Linked DNA regions of Mus musculus: region 1 is linked to region 2. A link is a loop called in an ENCODE intact Hi-C map of the cell type or tissue named here. Cell type or tissue: heart. All regions are shown on one strand. Links, peaks and the distances in the headings refer to the core of each region. The heading gives the core; the rest is flanking DNA.

Evidence for each region. Peaks named below come from ENCODE experiments on the same cell type or tissue, not always from the same donor. Only the 100,000 strongest peaks of a DNase experiment are listed, where the experiment ranks them.
Region 1: a loop joins it to region 2, with 5 times the contacts of the local background. A loop is called at or near these places in 6 of 42 quality-filtered maps.

What each region holds. Positions count from the first base shown.
Region 1 is chr1:36,678,792-36,689,675 of GRCm38, reverse strand. It overlaps Fam178b (family with sequence similarity 178, member B), which reads left to right and starts at 6,529. Exons shown (of 16, transcript NM_001372417.1): 1 at 6,529-6,808. In heart, for the core only: a CTCF peak has its summit at 5,378; a DNase peak (open chromatin) is centred at 5,405.
Region 2 is chr1:36,740,058-36,750,941 of GRCm38, reverse strand. It overlaps 4933424G06Rik (RIKEN cDNA 4933424G06 gene), which reads right to left. Exons shown (of 9, transcript NM_001374322.1): 6 at 8,566-8,664; 7 at 6,281-6,431; 8 at 4,371-4,580. The coding sequence ends at 4,448. Gm33533 (a long non-coding RNA gene) reads left to right here and starts at 6,150. Exons shown (of 7, transcript XR_865346.3): 1 at 6,150-6,488; 2 at 10,601-10,884. In heart, for the core only: CTCF peaks have their summits at 4,287 (motif pointing right) and 6,143 (motif pointing right); no DNase peak of the experiment used is centred there; H3K4me3 peaks cover 467 bases; H3K27me3 peaks cover 1,494 bases.

The DNA of each region.
Region 1 (10,884 bases), core at 2,300-7,299, 60 kb after region 2:
GCCATTCTTAGTCAATGTGCATCAAAAGCACATTGTAAAAAAAAAATCATATAACACAAACAACACAAGCTGGCAATTTGGCATTTATTCTTTCTGTCCCCGACCCACACTAAGCCAGATTTTTCTCAGCCTCAGCACAATTAATATTTTGAGCCTGGAGATGATTTGAAGCAAGGAGGGGTTGAGGGTTCCCTTTGTGTACTGTGGGACTTGGAAACTCTCCCTCCTGGAAGTCTCCAGGGTGGCAACAGAAGTGTCCTGAGCACAAAGAAATGCACATACACGAGATGGATTTGCTTGTGAGATAAAAATATAAATGACTGAGGAGTTGCTTTTCTAATTGAACAGAATATTTTGTGGACGTTCCTCCAGGTCAACACATATATTATAATTGCTGCATAATATTCTTTATAGATGTGTTGGAATGACTCCAACTATCCCCCTGGTGGACTGGTGGATATAGAGATTTCTGAGGCTTTGTTTTTGAGGATTTTTTTTTTTAAGACTCTTCATGAGCTCAGTCAGGAGCACAATAGAGACATGTGGTTGAGCCATTGTGGTACAGGACTATCCTGGACACCGCGCTCATGCTAGGCTGCGATTCTGCCACTCAACTGCATCCCAGCCCTTTCTGGTTTAGACCAGTGGTTTTCAACCTGTGAGTCAGGACCCTTTTGGAGTTCGAATATCAGAAATTTATATTGTGATTCATAACAGCAGCAAAATCACAGTTATGAAGTAGCGACGAAATAATTTTATGCTGGGGGTGGGGGGTCACCACAAAATGAGGAAATGGATTAAAGGGTCACAGAAAGGTTGAGAACCACCATTTCAGACATTCTCACCCTGTACCTCAGGCTGGCCTTGAACTCTTAACCCTTCTTTCACTTCTGAGTGCCGGGAACACAGGAATGAATCTCCTCACCAGGCCAGATTTCCCATTTTTGTCTCCTAGGCTGTGGCAATGCATCCTGTAGCTGGGATCACAGGAGTGTGGGCATGAAACATTTTGACACTTTATGCTGAGTTGTTTGCTTAGAAATGTGTAGCAATTTCATCTCCATACTAGTAGGGTCTTCCCAGTTTGCCTCTAGCTGAGAGAACAGTGCAGAGCTGTTTCTGCTACAGACATTCAGCTACCTGAGTCCCAAGGCCTCGGGCAGCACATCTTTTCAGATTGTCTCGGTCTTTTGCCCTTTCTGTCAACTGCCACTCTGGCAAACTACCTTACACTAACCCTGTGTCTTAGTTCTTCTTTTTCTTATTATTTTATTTTTTATTAAGATGTATTAAAGAGTGGTGGCATTGTCCTTTAATCCCCAGACCCAGGAGGCAGATGCCAGCAAATCTTGGGTGAATTTAAGGTCATCCTGGTTTATGTAGTGAGTTCCCAGTGAGCTAGGGCTACACAGCGAGGCCTTGAATGGCGTTTTCTGCCCTGTGGTATTTCCACACATGTATATGGTGGGCACTAATCAAATCTAGCTTTCCTTTATGCCCCCTCCTCAGCCTTCCCAGCTTCTAGCATTTACTATCTGTTTTAGGGTTTTACTGCTATGAACAGACACCATGACCAAGACAACTCTTAATTGGGACTGGCTTACAGGTTCAGAGGTTCATTATCATCAAAGTGGGAGCATGGCAACGTGCAGGCAGCCGTGGTGTAGGAGGAGCTGATAGTTCTACATCTTGTTCCAAAGGCAAACAGACTGACTTCAAGACAGATAGGATGAGGGTCTTGAAGCCCACACCTACAGTGACACACCTACTCCAACAAGGCTACGCCTCTAAATATGTCCAGTTTCTGGGCCAAGCATATCAAACCTATTCTACAGTCCAGACGCCCTTGTTCAGCTTCCACATGAGAGAGGAAACTTGTGCTGGTCGCTCTGTGAGTCTCTTCTCTCACTTGACACAGTGTCTTCCATGTCTCCACATTTTTCTGCAGATGACAGAGTAATTGCCTAAAACACAGTGAATATACACTAGCAGTAAATGTTAGCCTAATGGTGTTCTATTCAGTGTGCTCATAGTTTCATCCTTTGACAAAAAGGAATTCTGGGGCCAGAAAAATGGCCAAGAGCAGAAGGAGTTTGATACTTGGAACCCCCAGGGAAGGAGAGAACTGGCTCCCACAAGTTGTCATCTGAGCTCCACACTCATGCTGTGGCACATGTGCACGTGTGTCCACAGACTATACACGGAATGAATGAATGAGTGAATGAACAAATGAAACTTAAAAGGGGAGGGGGAAATTCTAGACATGCAAAAACAAAACAAAACTGCTTGCTACCTTTGTGAACACGAAATTGAAGGGTCGACTTGGAGGGAGCTGGTCCATGAGGGGAGGTGGGGATGAAACGAACACTTCTTACTTCCTATTTTGACTGTTTTGAGTTTGTGTTTAACTCTGTGACTATGTTACTGTAATGGCTATTCCTGGTTGTCAACTTGACTATATCTGGAATGAGCTACAATCCAGAATTGGAGGGCTCACCTGTGATCCAGATCTTGAGGCTGGAAGATACAAGTTTCTGACTGGATCTTGGCATGGAGATCTTGAGGCACAATGGCTATGAAAATTTAGGCAAGGTACCACATGCCTTTAATCCCAGGAGACTGAGGCAAGGAGGTCTCCAAGTTCAAGATCAGCTTGGGACAAAACAAGTCCCAGATCCAGGCATGGTGGTACACACCTTTAAACTGGGCCATGCCTTCTGCTGGAGACCTACATAAGAACATTGGAAGAAAGAAGATTCTCTCTTCTTCACCTGCTTGGCATTTACTTGCCAGCACATCTGTTGGAGTCTACTTCTACAGAAGACCAGCTGAAACAACCAGCCTTGTGGGGCTGAACAACTAGATTCTTGGACTTCCCATTCACAGCTGACCAATGTTGGGGTAGTTGGACTGCAGCCTGTAAGTCACACAACAAATTCCCTTAATATATAGAGACATTCCATAAGTTCAGTGACTCTGGAGAGCCCTAACTAAGACAGTTACCTCTTCAGAGATTGTGATATTCTTACTTAGGGGAACTGTTTGTTTTTCTGATTCTTACTGAATATTAAAGCAATTATATTGAGTCTTCAGGACCAAAGCCAAGGCTGGTTCTTAAGTCAAATAAATATTTCTGCCTTAAAATCTATTTGGTATAGTGTGTATGTGTGTGTGTGTGTGTGTGTGTGTGTGTGTGTGTCTGTCTGTCTGTCTGTCTGTGGATCTGTGTCCTTAGTATGGTCAGAATCACCAAAGCTGAAATGGTAGGGTCAAAAGGCTCTTCAGTGGGCTGGAGAAATAGCTCAGCGGTTAAGAGCTCTGAGTGCTCTTCTAGAGGTCCTGAGTTCAATTTCCAGAAACCACACAGTGGCTCACAACCATCTGTAATGGGATCCAATGCTCACTTCTGGTGTGTCTGAAGATGACAGTGTATTCACATACATATAATAAATAAATCTAACAACAACAACAAAAAGCAGCTCTTCAGGTTTAGTTCTGCTGCTTATGATACAGCTCTGACCTCTGGTGGCCCCAGAGGCCCTGGACACCATTGGAACATGCATGCTGGGCAAGTTTTTAATTATAGCAGGGATGGGCTGGCGAGATGGCTCAGTGGGTAAGAGCACTGACTGCTCTTCTGAAGGTCCTGAGTTCAAATCCCAGCAACCACATGGTGGCTCACAACCACCCATAATGAGATCTGATGCTATCTTCTGGCGTGTGTGAAGACAGATACATTGTATTTATGTATAATAATAAATAAAGCGCCGGACAGTGGTGGCACACGCCTTTAATCCCAGCACTTGGGAGGCAGAGACAGGAGGATTTCTGAATTCGAGGCCAGCCTGGTCTACAGAGTGAATTCCAGGACAGCCAGGGCTACACAGAGAAACTCTGTCTCGAAAAACAAAACAAAAGTAAATAAATAAATCTTTGGGCTCTAAGCAAGCAGAGCCAACCAGAGCAAGTGGGGTTGACCTGAGTGAGCAGAGGTCCTAAAAATTCAATTCCCAACAACCACATGAAGGCTCACAACGATCTGTTCAGTTACATTGTACTCATATACATAGAATAAATAAATAAATCTTTTAAAAAAAATTATAATAGGGGTGAGGAGTAAACGTGCCTCGGGCCTGCTAGGCCTGACCCTAAGGAGCCTCTGGTGGTGTGAGGAGGAGAGCTGCTTGGAGCCAAAACCCTTTCACATCAGAGTGAAATGTTTTTATGCAGACACCACAAATCCAAAATGGGTCATGTGAAATTACTGCCAGCATGGAGCCTGGCTACCACTGGGCTCAGGGGGTTAGACTAAGATGCTTATTGAAAGCATCTATTATTTTATGGAATGGAGTCAAGCGTGACAGCTGGGCAGTCAAGTCAGCCCCTACCCCTTTTTCAGGTGCCTCACTGAAATTTCTGTGAGAGCCACTGGGCACCTGGGATTGTCACTGGTAAGGGTTGTGCCAGGGCAGTGAGAGGAGTTTGTGCGCCGCCCCCCCCATTTCTACCATTGAGCTCCACTGGCATTCAGAGGGACAGCCTAGACCCTGAGAAAACCTTTGATATCCAATGTGGAGGGAAGCACCCCTCCCCTCCCTCCAGCACAGAGAGCAGAGGGAACAGATCAGGGAGGTTCTGGGAGGACAATTGCGGAGTACTCAGCCAGTTTGGGCAGTCCCTGCTTCAGCCTAAACTTTAAGGCCTAAAGCTACCTGTTTTACTGTGTTAACAGAACAAATCACAGTCATGGGTGGTAGCTAACCTGCATAACCCAGCATTTAGGAGGCTGGGGAAGGGGCTGGAGAGATGGTTCAGGGAGTAAGAGCACTGACTGCTTTTCCAAAGGTCCTGAGTTCAAATCCCAGCAACCACATGGTGCCCTCACAACTACCTGTAATGAGCGCTGACGCCCTCTTCTGGGGTATATGAAGACTAATAAATAAATAAGGAGGCTGGGGAAGGAGACTTGCAGTGAGTTCAAGACTATGTAGTGAGTTCCAGATCAGCCTGGGCAGAGAGAGGGAGGAGAAAAAGAAAGGGATTAATTTTGACTCATAACTTAGTAGTCTCACACATACATGTGGTTACCCTGGAATAAAATCCAAGGAAGCAGATTCTAAGAGGAGAAAGAGTCAGCAGGCCTCCAGGGTATGAAGCAGTCCGGCTTAACAAACTACCGTTTCCACTCTTTCCAGAATCCCTTGGATGAATTCAAATGTCCTAAAGACACAAAACACGGGGAGTCCCTAAACAGAATGGAATCCCTTACGGGGAAAGACGGGCCAGTAGAAACAGCCCCAGGGTCAAGCTGGGCTCTCAGAAGCCTATACAGTAGCTCTGGGCCCAGCAGGTGGCCCTAGAGCCTGTTTCTTATCTGGAAACTGGTCAGGTTACCAGCACCCTCTAGCGGGCTGCAGACAGCTAACGCGCGGTTCCGTTTCTGGAAACAGTTTATCCACTGAGTTATCCTTTGTGTTCTCATTTGGTTGGGCTTGGCTCCGTGCCTTTCTATTAAACTTTCAAATGGTGCTCTTTAATAGAAACCCGCCCAAACATTTAAGATGGCCTGCGCTTTCCAAAGAACAGTAAGGAGTTCAGAGAGGACCGGGCTGATTCCTTGAGTAAACCCAGCTCTTCATAAGGCTGAGGCAGGAGAATCAGATATTTTAATTGGAGTTTGAGGTCAGCCTGTGGTACACAGTGACTACCTGTCTCAAAAACAATTAATGAAATTAAAAGTAAAAATGCTTGTTGCAACTGGAAGTCGGATGAATTGACTAGACCATTAAAAGAAAAGAGGAAGACTCCTCCAGCATACTAGGACAGCTGTGATCCTGCCCATACCATCCTGGTCACCAAAGAAGGGCTCCCTCCAGAGACAGAATTTGCTAAAATTCCAGAGTCGGGCTGGCAAAATTCAGCTCTACTGCCCTCTTGCCTGGAGAACAGGGCCAACAGATCATTAATTAGCTACAAGTAATGCCTAATTAAGTACTGGTTCCTCAAGTGTGTAGGGCACAGATTTTCATGGAAGACAGGTCTGGCTGAGGCTAAATCAAAATGACGCATATAAGTGGCCTCTCTCAATGTTAGTTATTGGGCCAGGGCTCAACCAGTGTTGGCTGTCAATCCGCAGGGTTGACATCCCTTAAGCTGCCTCTCCTTCACGCTTGCATACTCACACAGAAGAACGCCCAGAACAGGTTCTCAAAGCAGCTCGTGGCCAACATTCAACAGCGAAAGGCGTAGAGCTATGCACCACTAACTGCGGCGCCTCGACTTTGGAAAAGTCCCGTCGTTAGACCGCTGAACGTTAAACTGCGCATCCCGAGTTCAAATCTCCTTGCCTTCCCTTTGATCTTGGGCCACAAGCAAGCCCTCCGCATCCGCATCTGGAAAACCCAAGGCTGGCTGAAATTCAGAAGCTGAGTGGCGCGGGGTGATCCGGGCGCGCGCACGTGGAGGGGTTGCCACGCGACCCGAGGGCGCGTAGGGGGTTGCCACGTGACGGGGTGGGGAGGAGCACGTGAGAGGTCACAGCCTGCCCTAACGGTGAGTGCGCTAGGCCTGGCAGGCTCGGTTGGGCCCCCGAGAAGGTCCCTCCTCTCGACTGTCCCTGCTGACCTGGCCCCCCACCACCGTGGTCTCCTGCTCCAGCTTCTTGTGCCCCATCTTCTGAGGCTGCCTCGGAGGTTCCTTCCCGTGCCACGGCTTCCTGTGGCTGCTCTTCAGGTTCTTGAGTCCAGGGCTCCCATGAGTAGGCCTCCATCACAGCCCGCGGGGTAGGACCAAAAGCTGCCTTTTACCGGTAAGTTCCTCCGGGACCACAATTTCCTCACCCGTGAGTGATCCGGGCCTGGGAGGCCATGTTAGCGCGGTTGCCTGCATCCTTCTGTTTTCCTGCATCTGGCTCAGGGTTAGCCCTCACTGGTAGGCCAAGCCCCACCCACCCCTCCATGTTGTCAGGTCAGCCCACATGAACAGAATCCCACAGCCCTGTTCTGCCGAGCATGCTGTACGCCAAGGCCTGGCGTGATGGTTTCTTTTTGGGGTGGTGTGGCCTGTCCTGTTTTGTTTCTTAATGTTTCCCGGGGCATAAAAATGAGTTGTTGTCTTTCCGGAACCATCGGCTGTTCTCAGACCCGGCTTATGCTTAGTTTGATAGATGTAAGAGTTTTACAACGCTGGGGTCTGCTTAATTTTTCTTAGAGAATGACACTCCGATCTTCAAGTCTTTCAGCTTGTGAGCTGGGGCCTCCCTGCCACTGCCCTCGCTAGCATCCCTAGCCAATAAATATTTGTTTAAAAGAAGACATAGAGCATGCTCCTGGGAGCAAAGCATATTGCTGCAGCAGTATTAGGGAACTCGAGGCAGCTATAATTTTCCACGTTCATCATGACTGTTTGGACATTGATGCTCAAAGCGCTTTGGAGTTTCTATATTTAGTATAGAAAATAGTATATTCTTATTTTCCAAGGATCTGTTCTTATTTTCGTTTCCATAAAGCCAAGAAAAAAGAAAGATAGAAAGGTGGGAGGTCACGTGTTGAAAGCACACCATGAGACCGAGATGGAGAGTGGAGAGAGTCTTGGCTATGTGTGATTTGGGAAAAGCACTAACTCGGGAGAGCATGGTGGCCCTCCTGCTGGCCATGTTGGCCCTCCTGCTGGCCATGGTGCACACTAACCAGGGGACCTGAGGCCTCTCTGTTAGACCTTCATCTCCTGTGTTCTAGCCTGGACACCTAACAACTCCTCTTTCTGATTCTAAGATGTGTGTTTATTCACATGGAGACAGCGCTGAACTTGGGTCCCATAATTGCCTTCCCTTTGTCATCTTGTCTTAGCAGCTTGAAAGTCACCGGTGTCCTTGAAATCATTAGCATCTCTGTCAGCTGCGTTGTTGATTGAGTGATTTTAGGTTTCTGATTTGGAGACTCAGGGAGAAAGAGTGAGCTGCTATCAGACTGGATTCCAAGATCCTTGGACTGACTTCTTTGGAAATGTTTATGTAGTCAAGAAATGTGAGCCAAAGGATAGGTTCTGAAAATAGGCATGTATAATGTGTGTGTGTGTACATGTTCTTTTGTGGATAGAGAAATGCCTTGGAGTGAAAGGTATTTAAAGCAGCCAAACTTAGCTGCCCAGCAAGCAGCAGTCCCAGTCCTTGGGTCTCAGACTTCTGCTGCTGCAGCTACTTTATGAGTTATTAGTACTCGGAGCTCACCTGGACATGATCTTTCCCTCCCATGCCACCGTGTGTGTGTGTGTGTGTGTGTGTGTGTGTGTGTGTGTGTGTGTGTGTGTGAGTGTGTGAGAGAGGGGGGGGGGCGGTGTCAGGGGTTATGTACATATACTGGCAGGTACCCACAGAGGCCAGAAGAGGGTAGCAGGCCCCTTGAACCCAGAATTGTAAGCAGTCAGTTATGAGCTGTCTGATGCGGATGATAGGAATGGAACACAGGTCCTCTGAGGAGCGCTGGAGCTCTTTACTACTGCGCCATTGCTCCAGCCCTGTTTCTTTTGTTTCTAAGTGAGCGTGCCAGATGAGCTTTGGGGATTTGGCCTACTTACTACTGTATTGTAAGCTGGCTTAACGATTGTGCTCCCAGTGAGGTTCACTAATGAAGCTGCAGGATATCAGAGGTACCAGTCAGCAGCACGGGTTGTCTGTGGCCGGTGGTATGTTTAAACAGATGGGCATGGACCAAGCCTAAGGCTAAGGGTCATCACCCTGGTCTCTGTCTTGAGAGAAAACACACACTAGACCCCAGAAGGCCTTGTGTTCTGTGGATTTGACTCCTGCTGGGACCACTCATGGATGACTTTTTAGCTTCTTCTAAAATTAGATTCTTTTAGCATGTAAATCATAGCTAACATGGCCATGGTGTGTACGGACGTCGCCCTTCCCACCTCTGGGATCTCCCTGGCTCTCAGATGAAGTCACAACTACTGTCACCCCCACACCAGGTGGCTGGTTTTGCTTTTTCATCTCTTTATGCTTTGTTTTGTTTGAACAGGGTCTTTTTTATGTAGCCCCTGCTGTCCTAGAACTCGATGTGTAGATATGTAGACCAGGCTGGCCTCAAACTCACAAAGATCCATCTGCCTCCCCCCCCCCCCCCCCCGTACTGGGTTGAGGCATGTGGCATCAGGGCCAGCTTTGCTTTTTTATCTTTGAGAATGACTTTGGGGTGTCATTTTAATTTTCTTTTGCTTTTCAGTTACCTATTTTGCATGTGTATGTATATTTGTGGGCATAGAAATGTATATGTAGAGGTCATGTATATTGTACCATAGTGTGTCTGTGGAGGTCAGAGAACAAAGTCTGGGAGCCAGTTCTCTCCTTCCAAGGGTAGGTTTCCTCCGATCCAGCTGAGCTCAAGCTCCGCAGCAAGCATGCTCTCTTCCTGAGCCCTGCCAGCCCTGGGTATGTTTTACTTGTAGATATTATTTGATCTTCTGTTTTTGAGTTTGATTTCTTCAAAGTACTAAAAGTTATTTTTAAAAAATAAACAAAACTAGTTTTCAAGCACAGCAATGAAAATCTTTCCCGGCAAGGATCGTCAGTGGATGCTGAAACTGGGGAAAGAAAGTATGGCAGGAAATGGGATGTTTATATTGCCTTGGGGCATCTTCCTGGAAGAACTGATAGTTATAAGAAAACTGTGGAGCGGCAGCACAGAGCATCCTGGTCCACTTTGGCCAGTGACTGAAGTTAGTAACAGCTGTACCAGGACAAATGGGCACTGTGTATGTGCCTTCCGACAAGGTGCTCAGAGGGCTGCTCAGAGCATACAGCCTGGGTCTCAGCACACACGGCCCCACACAGACCCTGACTGGTAACCCAGGTCCAGGCTGACTCACCAGAGCTCAAACAGTGTGAAAATGAGGTATTTAAGTCAGGTGTGGTGGCAGACCCCGGACCCCAACACTCAGGAGGCCGCAGCAGAAAGAAGGCACGGAGGCAAAGTCTGTCCTTTTGTTTTTCCAGGCAGGATTTCTCTGTGTCGCCCTGGCTGTCCTGGGACTCACTCTGTAGACCAGGCTGGCCTCAAATTCAGAGATCAACCTGCCTCTGCCTCCCAGGTGCTAGGATTAAAGGTGTGCGCCACTACTCCTGGCTGGCAAAGTCTATGTTAGCAAAAGTAGCAGCCATGTGTACATGTGTGTACATCGAGACTAAAGAAAGTACCGATAGAACATGTACAAAAAATGTGGACGTTTGGGGAATTTTGATGACTGGCTAAATCTTTCTATTAAATGGAACTTGAGTCAAGTCTGGAATTAATTCCAAATAAAAAATAGGTCAAGGGCTGGGTGTGGTGGTGCATGTCTTTCATCCCAGCTCTTGGGAGGCACCTACCTACCCAGGTGGGTAGAGATCTCTGTGAGTTCGAGGCCAGTCTGGTCTAAGAGTGGATTCCAAGACAGCCAGGGCTGCATGAAGAAACTCTTGTTTCAAAAAAACAAGAAGGAAGGAAGGAGGGAGGGAGGGATTAAAAAACGTATACATGTGAGATGAGAAGGTTTTGCAAGTGCCTTTTATGGTACCATAACATCAAAATCTTGTATGACCTGGTGAATTGGGGATAGAAATAAATAAGTGCTTGTGCCCCCAAAGAGACATTTGAGAATTTCAGCAGTAGAGAGAGGGGCTTTCGGTGCTCTGGATGGAGGAAGGGCATTGCAGTGGCTCAGTGAGCTGTGAGGTGTTCCTGTGATAAAATGCCATGTGGTGAGCCAGTGCTTCACGCAGCAACATGCATGAGTTCCATATATGTATGATGCTGAGGAAAGGGCAGTCGGGCACGAAAGAGTTAAAATGTATGTTGAAGCTGTGTGTGGTGGCACATGCCCAGAGAAGGCAGAGGCAGGCAGATC
Region 2 (10,884 bases), core at 3,716-8,715:
CAACTCCTTCATGCCTTCAAAACCAGTACCACCTGGGTGACCCTTACACATTACCAAGTCCAGCCACAGCACAAGGTACAACTTTGGCTATATCTGGAACTCAGCCACTGTGCTCTCAGAAAACACTTCCCAGAAGATGTCACCTCAATGATGCTGGTCTCTTCTTAATCACCGCTAATTTCTTAGCTCCAGCTAACCAGCATCAATAGTCCCAGTAATGCAAAGTTTTTGCTTTAGTAGTTCTGGTATCTTGTTAATCACAGCTGATTCTTCAGCCCCAGCTAACCAGAACTACAGAATCTTCACAATCAAAACAGCAATGGCCCTGAAAAGAGTCTTTAATTTTCCCTCTGAAATTTCACAAGCCAGGCCTCCATCTTCTGCACTGTTCTCAACATTATCTTCCAAGCTCCTACACAACATCCCACAGAGCTCTTAACAACGAATGGATCTTCAAGACCAAAGTTCCAAAGTCCTTCCACAGACCTCCCCAAAACATGGTCAGATTGTCACAGGAATACCCCACTCTGCTGGTACCAATTTGTCTTAGTCAGGGTTTCTATTCCTGCACAAACATCATGACCAAGAAATAAGTTGGGGAGGAAAGGGTTTATTCGGCTTACACTTCCATGCTGCTGTTCATCACCAAGGAAGTCAGGACTGGAACTCAAGCAGGTCAGGAAGCAGGAGCTGATGCAGAGGCCATGGAGGGAGATGTTCTTTACTGGCTTGCCTCTCCTGGCTTGCTCAGCCTGCTCTCTTATAGAACCCAAGACTACCAGCCCAGAGATGGTTCCACCCACAAGGGGCCTTTCCCCCTTGATCACTAATTGAGAAAATGCCTTAGAGTTGGATCTCATGGAGGCATTTCACCAACTGAAGCTCCTTTCTCTGTGATAACCCCAGCTGTGTCAAGTTGACACAAAACTAGCCAGTACACATACACACACATACATACACATGCACATATAAACTCACATACACACATACATGCACATATAAACACACATACACATGCATATACATACATACATACACACATACACGTACATACACATGCATACACATATAGACACACATACATGCACACATAAACACACATACATATATAAACACACATATAACACATACACATGCATACACATACATACACACACATGTATATACACACATAGCCAGAAATATCTCCAGAAATTGCCCATTGCCCCACATTGAGAAGTCCCCACTCCACATTACTTTGTGGCCAGCAGCCCTTGAATATCAAATAGATGAGAGACTTGGGACAGAGGAGGGAGAATATGGTTATTAACAAGATTTATGGCTAGTATGATGGTTAGTCTTCATTGCCAGTGTGGGTTTAAATAAAAATGTCCTCTGCAGGCTCATGTTCCTGAACATTTGGTCCCCCATGGGTGGTACTCTTTGGGGAGCTATAGTGTTGTGAGAGAACTATGTCATCAGAGCTGAGCTTTGAGAGTCTAAAGACTTGGGCCATTTCCAGGTTATTCTCTCTGCTCTGTACTTACAAATTCGAGCTCTGAGCTTTCTGTTCCTGCTGCTAATAATTCTCCATGACAAACTTTGCCCTCTGAAACTCTCAGGTCCCTGGAACTGTAACCCCTGCTCCCACCCCAAAATACCCTCTCTTCCTTAAATATTACCGTGGTCATGGTGGCTTTGCCATACTTTCTGTCTGGTTCTAGGCTACCCCACCATCAGGGACTCTCCCCCTGGAACTGTAAGCCAGAATAAACTCTATGTTTTTTAAGTTGCCTAGTCATGTGCTTTACCCCAGCAAGAAAAGAAATTAAGACAGGCAGTTTGGCTCTATGGTTCTCAACCTGTGGGTCTCGACCCCCACAGACGCCGTGTATCAGATGTCCTGCATATCAGGGGTTTGCATTAACGATTCATAACTATAGCAACGTTACAGTTATGAAGTAACAACAAAATAATTGTATGCTTGAGGGTCACCACAACAGGAGGAAATCTATTAAAGGGTCGCAGCATTAGAAAGACTGGGAACCACTGCCTTGACTGGATTTAGATTCCCCCATAAGACTGCCGTAGTGTACTTTTGAATGTGTCTGGGCAGGTGTTTCCAGAGAAAATTAATTGAGGAGGAAAGACACACCCTCAAGGCAGGTGAAGCCTTCCAGTGGGCAGGGAGCTGAAGAAAATACAAAGGAAAGGAGAGAGACTGCCAGCTGAGGCTCTGCACCCTCTTCCTCTTTGTTTCCATGTCAGCCATGATGTGAATAGCTCACCTCCCCCACAGGAACCACTGTTTAGACACACGGGACCGACCAACCAGTGACTGACCCTATGAATAAGTAATATTTCCCACCTTCAAGTTGTTCTCTTGAGTTATTATTGGTCACAGAGACACAAGAAGAGAAAGCAGACTGAGTTTAAGAGGGCTTCCTGCCTCTTGCAGAGAGGCTCCAAGTTTGGTACCCATGCCAGCTAGCTGGCAGCTACCTGAAGCCCCAGCTCCATTACCTCTAACCTCATAGGATAGCCAAAGTCATGTGACTTTGTGCATACCTCTCCACACACATAAAAGCACAAACAAATCTTTAAAAATAAATACATAAATAAAACCTTGAAGCTTGCCCTCTTTGGTCCCCACCCTCCTCTATGGTGTGGCCTCTTAAAGGCACTACAATCTTCCAAAACAGCACCGTCCACTGGGAAGTGTGCTCAAACGCAAGCCAAGTACCCTGCCCTGTTCCTTCATACTCCATTAGCACAAGCATCCAGTGGTCCAGTCAAGACAAGTGGGTGAAGGGAAGCATGGTTGTAGAACACACCTCACAGCTCTACCTCAAATGCCTCTCCATGACGAGACTTTCCTTGCCCACCCCTCTCTGGGCACAGGGCAGGTGGAAAGCACGGTTCAAGTCTGCTAAAGTCGTTGTCATTGTTAACGCTGAGTTCTGCACATATCTATAACAAGCAATACTTCTGATGTTCATCACCTGTAAATGAACAGACTCTGGGATGGGTCAATTTGACCCCCCTAATTAGCATCGTTGGCACCTTCTCTTGTCGCCCAAGCTGCTTGTGAGCAAAAGGACTGTGGATCTTAACAGCGTCATATATGCCAGCACTGGCCATCTTAAATGCCCTGCTGATGCCTTGAGACAACTACACAGTTCACAGGCGTGCTGAGGTCCTAGTGAAACAGTTTGTGCCAAACTTTCTGCAGTCACATAGTGAATTAGTTCCACTTTGGCTAACTACCCCTGGTGGAGTGACTACTATGGCCCCAGGGCAAGCCTGTGATTGGTCCAAAACATAAGCCTGGGGGAACGATTGACCCCAACAAATTGCTGTGATTGGTCCCAAACAGCCCTTCAGGATTATTTAAGCAGGCTGCTTTGCTCTCTCGGAGCTGGCTGTGGGGCAGTCTCCTGTGCTACGCAGGATTCCTACTGTTACAGTGTCAGATCCAATAAGGTCTTCTGCATGGTCTTGCTTCACTGACTTTAGTGTAGTCTGAGCTAAAATGAAGCCATGCAGCAGAAGGCAGCCTGTGTGTGACAGCTGAGCCAGCGAATGCCTGAGGCCAAGGCTTGATCAAAAAAGATCCTGGCAGGTAGGTGAACGCAACATCACTCAGGGTCACGTTCTACCCAAACACAGCCCAGCCCAGTGTTGTCCTCAAACCCAGTACTGCCAAGAGTGGGCTTCCAAACTGCCCAGTGTGAAGTCCGCAGTCCCAAGATCAGGGCCCCAGCTCAAAGTTCCTGTAACGACTGGTCAGCAGTTGAAGACGCCCAAGCATTCTCAAAGCAGTCCCAGTGGCTGGTGCTGGACCCACCACTGATCCACTTAAGAAGTGACATAGTGGTGGCTTTGGTATGCCATGCAACAGGCAAAGTAGCTGCCCACCTAGACCTCCAGCCCATTCTCCAGCAGCGCCCACAGGCCTGAGCTAATGTAGCTCTGCAAGCATGGCGCTACTGCCCAGGACCCGCTAAGAATCCAGGCTGGGAATCCCACGAGCCCACTAGGATTCTGCTCCTAGTGAGAAAGGATACCCACCCCTTAATGATCGCAGCCACCCCCAGGACCCATTCAGAAACTGCAGCTCCACTTCTCAAATGCTGCCCTAACGGAGGCAAGTATCCCCTCCCCAAGTTATCCTGGTGATAGGACTGACAACGGAAGGAACAGTTTCCAGTGGCTGAGCAGAAAGAAGCAGCAAAGTGGAAGTAGGGATGAAGCTGTCAAATGCATGCCCACACGAGAGGCGTACACGAGACTTATCGCTAGGGGGCGCCACCCGCCACTGCTTCCACCCACCCGCACTGATGTGAAGCCCACATTTCCAGAGACCAGCTTTAGAAGAGTTTCTTGCCTACCTTGGACTTCTATCCGGGTAGCGCAAAAGAACTCTCTGGCAGTGGCTGGGTGGCCGTTTGCTGGCCCCTCCACCGGCTCAGACGAAGGAATTGTACTTCAGGTGCTTCGGCTTTCCCATGAATTTTTTGAGGTCCTTATCTTGGGAATTTTGCCACAAAGACTTCCCATTCATTATAAAAATATTGTATGTCATGTTCGCTGGAGGATACCTAACATGAAGAAAACAAACCACCACACGGCTCACTAAACACACAGGAGGGCCACTGCGGTTTCTGATGGATCTGAATTCTATTACCTCAGGGAAGGTCTGTCCTGAATGACAGGCCCTCTGACCCAGGGTCACAAGGTGCCTCTAGGAAACGCCTCCATTGCTTGCTTTTCTCCCCACCCCCCCCCACCCCAACACACACACCCACCCCCAACCCCACCCCCGCTCATCCTAACCAGTTTTTTTCCAAGAGAAAATAACTGATCCAAGGATGGGCCCTGGTCAGGTCTGTAAGGTGAGCCAAGCTTAATTTCAGACCCCTCAAATCCAGGTTCCCCAACCCTGTCTCAGAAGAGTAAGCTGGACGTGAGGTAGCTGTTGGCTAGTCTGCTTGGGTGGACTACGTGCCAGAGGCCTTGGCACTTAGAGAAGGGAGTGATAAGCTCTCAAGGAGAAAGTTAACTACCACAGCCTCAGACCCAAAACAAAGGGTGACAAGATGAGTGTCACCACAGGAGGTGGCCTGTAGCTGGCTGCCATCAGGAATGTGTGTCTCAGAGGATGCAGAGGGGCGCATATGCTGTTCTTTCAAGTTATTTGCTTCTGCTGTCTGCCTAAGGTCCCTGTCTGTGCCTAAACCCTGTCTTTGCCCCCTTGAGGTTCCTGCTGTGCCAGGCATTAACCCATTGTTGACAGGATCGTGAGAGTGTCTAGGAAGACAGAGACAGTCTACTAGAGGAAGTCTAGTCAGCACAGGCAAACCAGCATACACTGACTGGATTCAGCCTCGCTCTCTCCCCACATCCACCCCCCCCCACTCTGCACCTTCTCATAGCCGTGCTTTGCCTTTTTTGCATCTAGAGTCTGTAGCCAGGTGTGATGTCGCACACCTTTAGACCCAGCATCCCAGAGGCAGAAGCAGGTAGATCTCTGAGTTGAAGGCCAGCCTGGTCTACAAAGTGAGTTCTGGGACGGCCAGAGCTACACAGAGAAACTCTGTTTCAGGGGGAGGGGGAGGGGAATAGATTAGTTTCCAGTCTTCTAACCAGAAGCTCTGCCATCTCCCCTCCAGTTTCCTCTTGGTATGAGGAAACCTGGCTAATCTGTGTGGCCTTGAGAAGTAAGTCAGGGACTCCAGAGTTTCAGAGTGCCTCAGAATTGTCAGATAGTGGCTGAAACCCATCACCTGGGAACTTTTATTGACCATGCTAGGAGATGCCAAGACATAACAGGAAGACATTCCTGTCTTCCCAACATCTGTGATCTGTAAAAAGCAACTGTGCTTCAAACTCCTTGAGTCATTTGTTTGCTTAAAAACAACAACAAAACCCACTTTTGGGGGGGTGGGGAGTTTGAGACAGGGTTTCTCTGTGTAGCCCTGGCTGTCCTGAAACTCACTCTGTAGACCAGGCTGTCCTCAAACTCTGAAACCCACCTGAATCTGCCTCCCAAGTGCTGGGATTAAAGGCGTGCGCCACCACTGCCTGGCAAAACCCACTTACATTAACTTGCATGTATGGGTGTTTCGCCAGCATGTACCGAATGCATGCAGTGCCCTGGGAGGCCAGAAGAGGGCACTGGATTCTCCTAAAACTGGAACGGAAAGTGGTTATGACCCACCTGTGCAGAACGGAACCTGAGCCATCTCTCCACCACCCAACTTCTCGAATTCTTAGCAGACAGATGCCAAGAGCCACTCACTTTGTCTGTCTCCGCCTTTTATATGTGACCAGTGTGAACACCACCAGCACCGTCACCAGGAGGACTGCTGCCATGGCAACGGTAGCAGAGATGATATTCTTCTGCAGGAAGCTCAGCAGCTGTCCGCACGGCAGACTCTCCCTGGAGGCACCTAGGTAGGAAGACACAAGAGCAGAAGCTAGAGGAGGCCTGAATCCATCCCTGACAGGTGACTAGCAACCAGGACAATCCGGTGGGCGGCCTTGCTCAGAGCAGAAGTATACATACTAGCACCTCAGCCACTGGCTTCAAAAGTCCAGCGGGGGAAGGGACAGGCCTTGCCGCCAGTGACAAGCTGAGATTCAGAGGGTGTGGGCTGACAAGCAGCAGCACGTTCATGAAGAAGAATGAACAAACCATAGGGTGCAGGAAGTAAGAAGACAGGAGGTGAGGTCCGTGGGGAGGCAGAGCGAGGAGGAGGAGGTGGAGAGGAGGCAGGAACGTCCGACTTCAAAGGCTTGGAGAATCACGGACAGTGTAGTTCAGTGGTAACCCAATTGTTTAACAGGCTGGAGACACCGGATTAAATCTCCGGCACCGGAAACTGGACAGCAAAGGGCAGAGTATTTGAATTACAGCTACTCACCTGGCAGTGGCCAAAATAACTCTCTATTGCCCCCTTCTTCCTGCCCCACAAGCTTTTAGAAATTCTACTGCAGATTCAGTCTGCCTTGTGTGTGTAAGCATGATTGGTCATCTTGACTGTGATCTTGATACAACGGAGACACACACAGGAGATTAGAATGAGTGCTCGTGTGTGTGTGTGTGTGTGTGTGTGTATGTGAGAGTGTTCCCATGGCTGACATGTGAGACAGTGACAGAAGGCAGAGATTCATCTTGAATTTGGGTGGCACTCTCCAAAAGGCTAAGAACCCACACAGAATAAAAATAGGAAAGGAGGGAGCCAGCCAATGAGGGGAGGCATTTTCCTCTACTTCCGGCCAGCATGTAGTCAGTGGCTGTTCTCCACCATGCTTTCTGCCTTATCAGAGCCTCAGATCAAGGGGACAGCTGACCATAGACTGGCACCTCTGAAATCCAGAGCCAAGATAAGCTCTTGAATTTGCTCCTCTCACATATTTGCCACAGTGATGAAAAACTGACCAAGATTGTGATTTGAAAGATTCCTGACTGTCATCCTGTGTAGATGGTGCCAGAGATGGCCTTGACTTCTGACAACCCTCTGGGGACTTTGAGAGATCACAAGGCTGGCTTTGGAATGCCAGCTGACATTTGTAGACTTGGGGAGTGGGGCGTCTCTGATTCCATTTATAATCTGGTCAGAGGAAGGGGAGGGTTTGAAGACTTGGGAGAAAAGATACGTTGAGAGGAAGGAGCGTCCGAGTGACGAATGCTGAAGAGATTGGGCAACACAGGCAGAGAGTGCTGCCCAAGGGCTGTCTTGGGTTAGGGGGTAAAACCGGAGCCCAAACCTTCCTCCCAGGTCCATGAGGAGTATCTCTGAGGGCTATGCTGCAAAAATTCAGCACTAGCAAGTTTAACATTACATTTTCTTTATTTTGTGTGTCTGTGTGTGTATGTAAGTGCGCCTACACTCGCTATGCACGAGTGTAGCCAATTTGTGGGAGTCCGTTCTCTTGTCCTGCCAGGAGGGTCTGGAGGATTGGACTACAGTTGCCAGGCTTGGTGGTTAATTCCTGAAAGTGAGGAAGGAATAACAGGGTAGACGGAGCGGCTGTATGGACAGGTATAGTGGGCACGGTACCAGCATGGGCTCAGCCTCTCCCCACTATCAACAAGTGCAGGCTCAGTCAACCCAACAAGAAGGAAGAAGCCAGACCCCTAGGAGATTAGATTAACCTAGGACAGCCTCAGGACCCAGCAGGGGCAGCGCCTCAGACAAGGATCCCACATTCTAAATGACCCTGGCTTTCTAGAAAAACAAAACAAAACAAAACAAAACAAAACAAAAAAAACATGAAAATCCTTTAGAAAAAAATGATCAACTTTTTGAAATATATTTAATTCATTATGTGTAGGCCCTATGACTTGTCTGTTTTCTGTTTTGCTTTTTAGACAGTGTCACTATGTAGCCCAGGCTGGCCTTAAACTCATGGTCCTCCTGCCGCAGCCTACAGGAATGTGACCCACACGAGCTGTCTGCACATTTCTGCAGGCGATTTAAAGGTACACTGACTCTATTCGGCTAAAATACCATGAAATAAAAAAGACATGTTCTGGAACCCTCCATACTTGAGACTTAGAGCATATTTTAAGGATGGTACCTCGGGTGCTTTTTTGGAGCGTTTCGTTGTCTTCAGCGGTCAATTGAGGGCTCACGTCCCTGTTGAATAGAGATGGCTCTTTATTCTCAGCACTATGAGCTACAGAAGACAAAAGAGAAGGCGAGATTGAATGCCACCCAAAGGTCCACATACTAAAGGCTCGGTCAGGGGGCTCTCTGACAAGGTACCAGAACCTATAGGGGGTGGGGCCTATGGAAGGTTTTAAGGCTATGCCCTAGAGGATTCTGGAATTCTACCACCTCCTCCTCCTCCTCCTCCTCCTCATCTTCCTCCTCCTTGTCTTCCTCCTCCTCATCTTCCTCCTCCTCCTCCTCCTTGTCTTCCTCCTCCTCATCTTCTTCCTCCTCCTGCTCCTCTTCTTCCTCCTCCTCCTCATCTTCCTCCTCCTCCTCCTTGTCTTCCTCCTCCTCATCTTCCTCCTCCTCCTCCTTCTCCTCCTCCTCCTTGTCTTCCTCCTCCTCCTCCTCTTCTTCCTCCTCTTCCTTTTCCTCCTCCTCCTCCTCTTCTTCCTCCTCCTCCTCATCTTCCTCCTCCTCCTCCTTGTCTTCCTCCTCCTCATCTTCCTCCTCCTCCTCCTTCTCCTCCTCCTCCTTGTCTTCCTCCTCCTCATCTTCTTCCTCCTCCTCCTCATCTTCTTCCTCCTCCTCCTTTTCCTCCTCCTCCTCCTCTTTTTCCTCCTCCTCCTCATCTTCCTCCTCCTCCTCCTTCTTGTCTTCCTCCTCCTTCTCCTCCTCCTCCTCCTTGCCTTCCTCCTCCTTGTCTTCCTCCTCCTCCTCTTCTTCCTCCTCCTCCTCTTCTTCCTCCTCCTCCTCCTCATCTTCTTCCTCCTCCTCCTCATCTTTCTCCTCCTCCTCATCTTTCTCCTCCTCCTCCTTCTTGTCTTCCTCCTCCTTCTCCTCCTCCTCCTCCTCCTTGCCTTCCTCCTCCTTGTCTTCCTCCTCCTCCTCCTTGCCTTCCTCCTCCTCATCTTCTTCCTCCTCGTCTTCCTCCTCCTCCTTCTTCCTCTCTCCCTCTGCCTCTCTCCCTTTCCTCTCCCTCTCCCTCTCCTTTCTCTCCTTGGACATGGAGAGTCAGATTTGATCTCTCACACACTCCTACCATGTTGCTCTACCTCTCCACAGGCCCCAGACATGGAAACATGGGCAGCCATAGGTTAGAATTTCTAAAGGTGTCAGTCAGCATCTTCTAAGCTGATCATGCCAGGTATTTTATTATAGGGATAGAAAGATAACAGTAACAGTTTTACTATGCTCATTGGCCAATTCTGTTTTTATAATAGAGAAGCTTGTGTGTTGTATGTGTGTGTGCACACATGCACGAACGTGCATGTATGCAAGTGTGTGTGCATGTGTGTCATGTGTGTTCATGGGTGGGTCACATGTGCACCCTTGGGTGTGTGCATGTCACAGCACATGTGTGGAAGCCAGAGGACAGTTTTCACCTTTTGTATTGTTTGAGACGGGGGTCTCTCTGTTGTCAGCCACTGTGTACCAGGTGAGCTGGCCCTGAAGCTTCCAGGGACCCTCCTGCCCTCACCTTCCATCTCACCCCTGCAGCACTGGCTCACACACGCACACGCACATACTCCCACATACAGCTTTCTGTGAGTTACGGAGATTCTAGCCTGGGTCCTTATATTGTGTGGCAAACACTTTTGCCCTATCCCTTAAGCTGCTTTTTCTAGAGTTCAAGGAAAGAGGAAAGGGGGGTTTGGAGGAGTTTTTGGGTATCCTAAAGCACATAAGTATTTTGGTTTTATTTATAAGCCAGAGCATTCACCCGCTCATGGCTGAGACAATGACTCTCATACGGAGGGCTTGTTGAACACCATTGCTGGGCTCCGCTTGAGAGTCTCTGACTCTATAGGTCTAAGCAGACTTGAGAGTGTGCATGGCTCACAGATAGTGCTGCTGCCTGTGGGGACACAGGGCATCTAGCCTGGGCTTGAGCCTCTCTGAGCTCTGGTTTCAGTCTCCATTTGTATAAAATATAGATGCTATGACTTGCCCTACAGGTTGCAGAATGTTTGTGCAATCCACAAAGACCTAAACAAAATGAGAAAATGAACCACACCGAGATATCTACTGGCAATCTCCAAACGACATAACGCCCTTAGGAGAAAGAGGCAGGTTTGGAAATGAGAAACCTTTGCATTCCGGCTCTGCCTCTGGCTATCCGTGACCCACGTGAGTAAGAGGGCTGGCAAAATCCCTGGGGGCATTTGGTCCAGGGAAATGGGAGGCCAAGAGCTGTCTTTGGCAGGCATGGGAAGACCCCAGAGACATTGTTATATGTGAT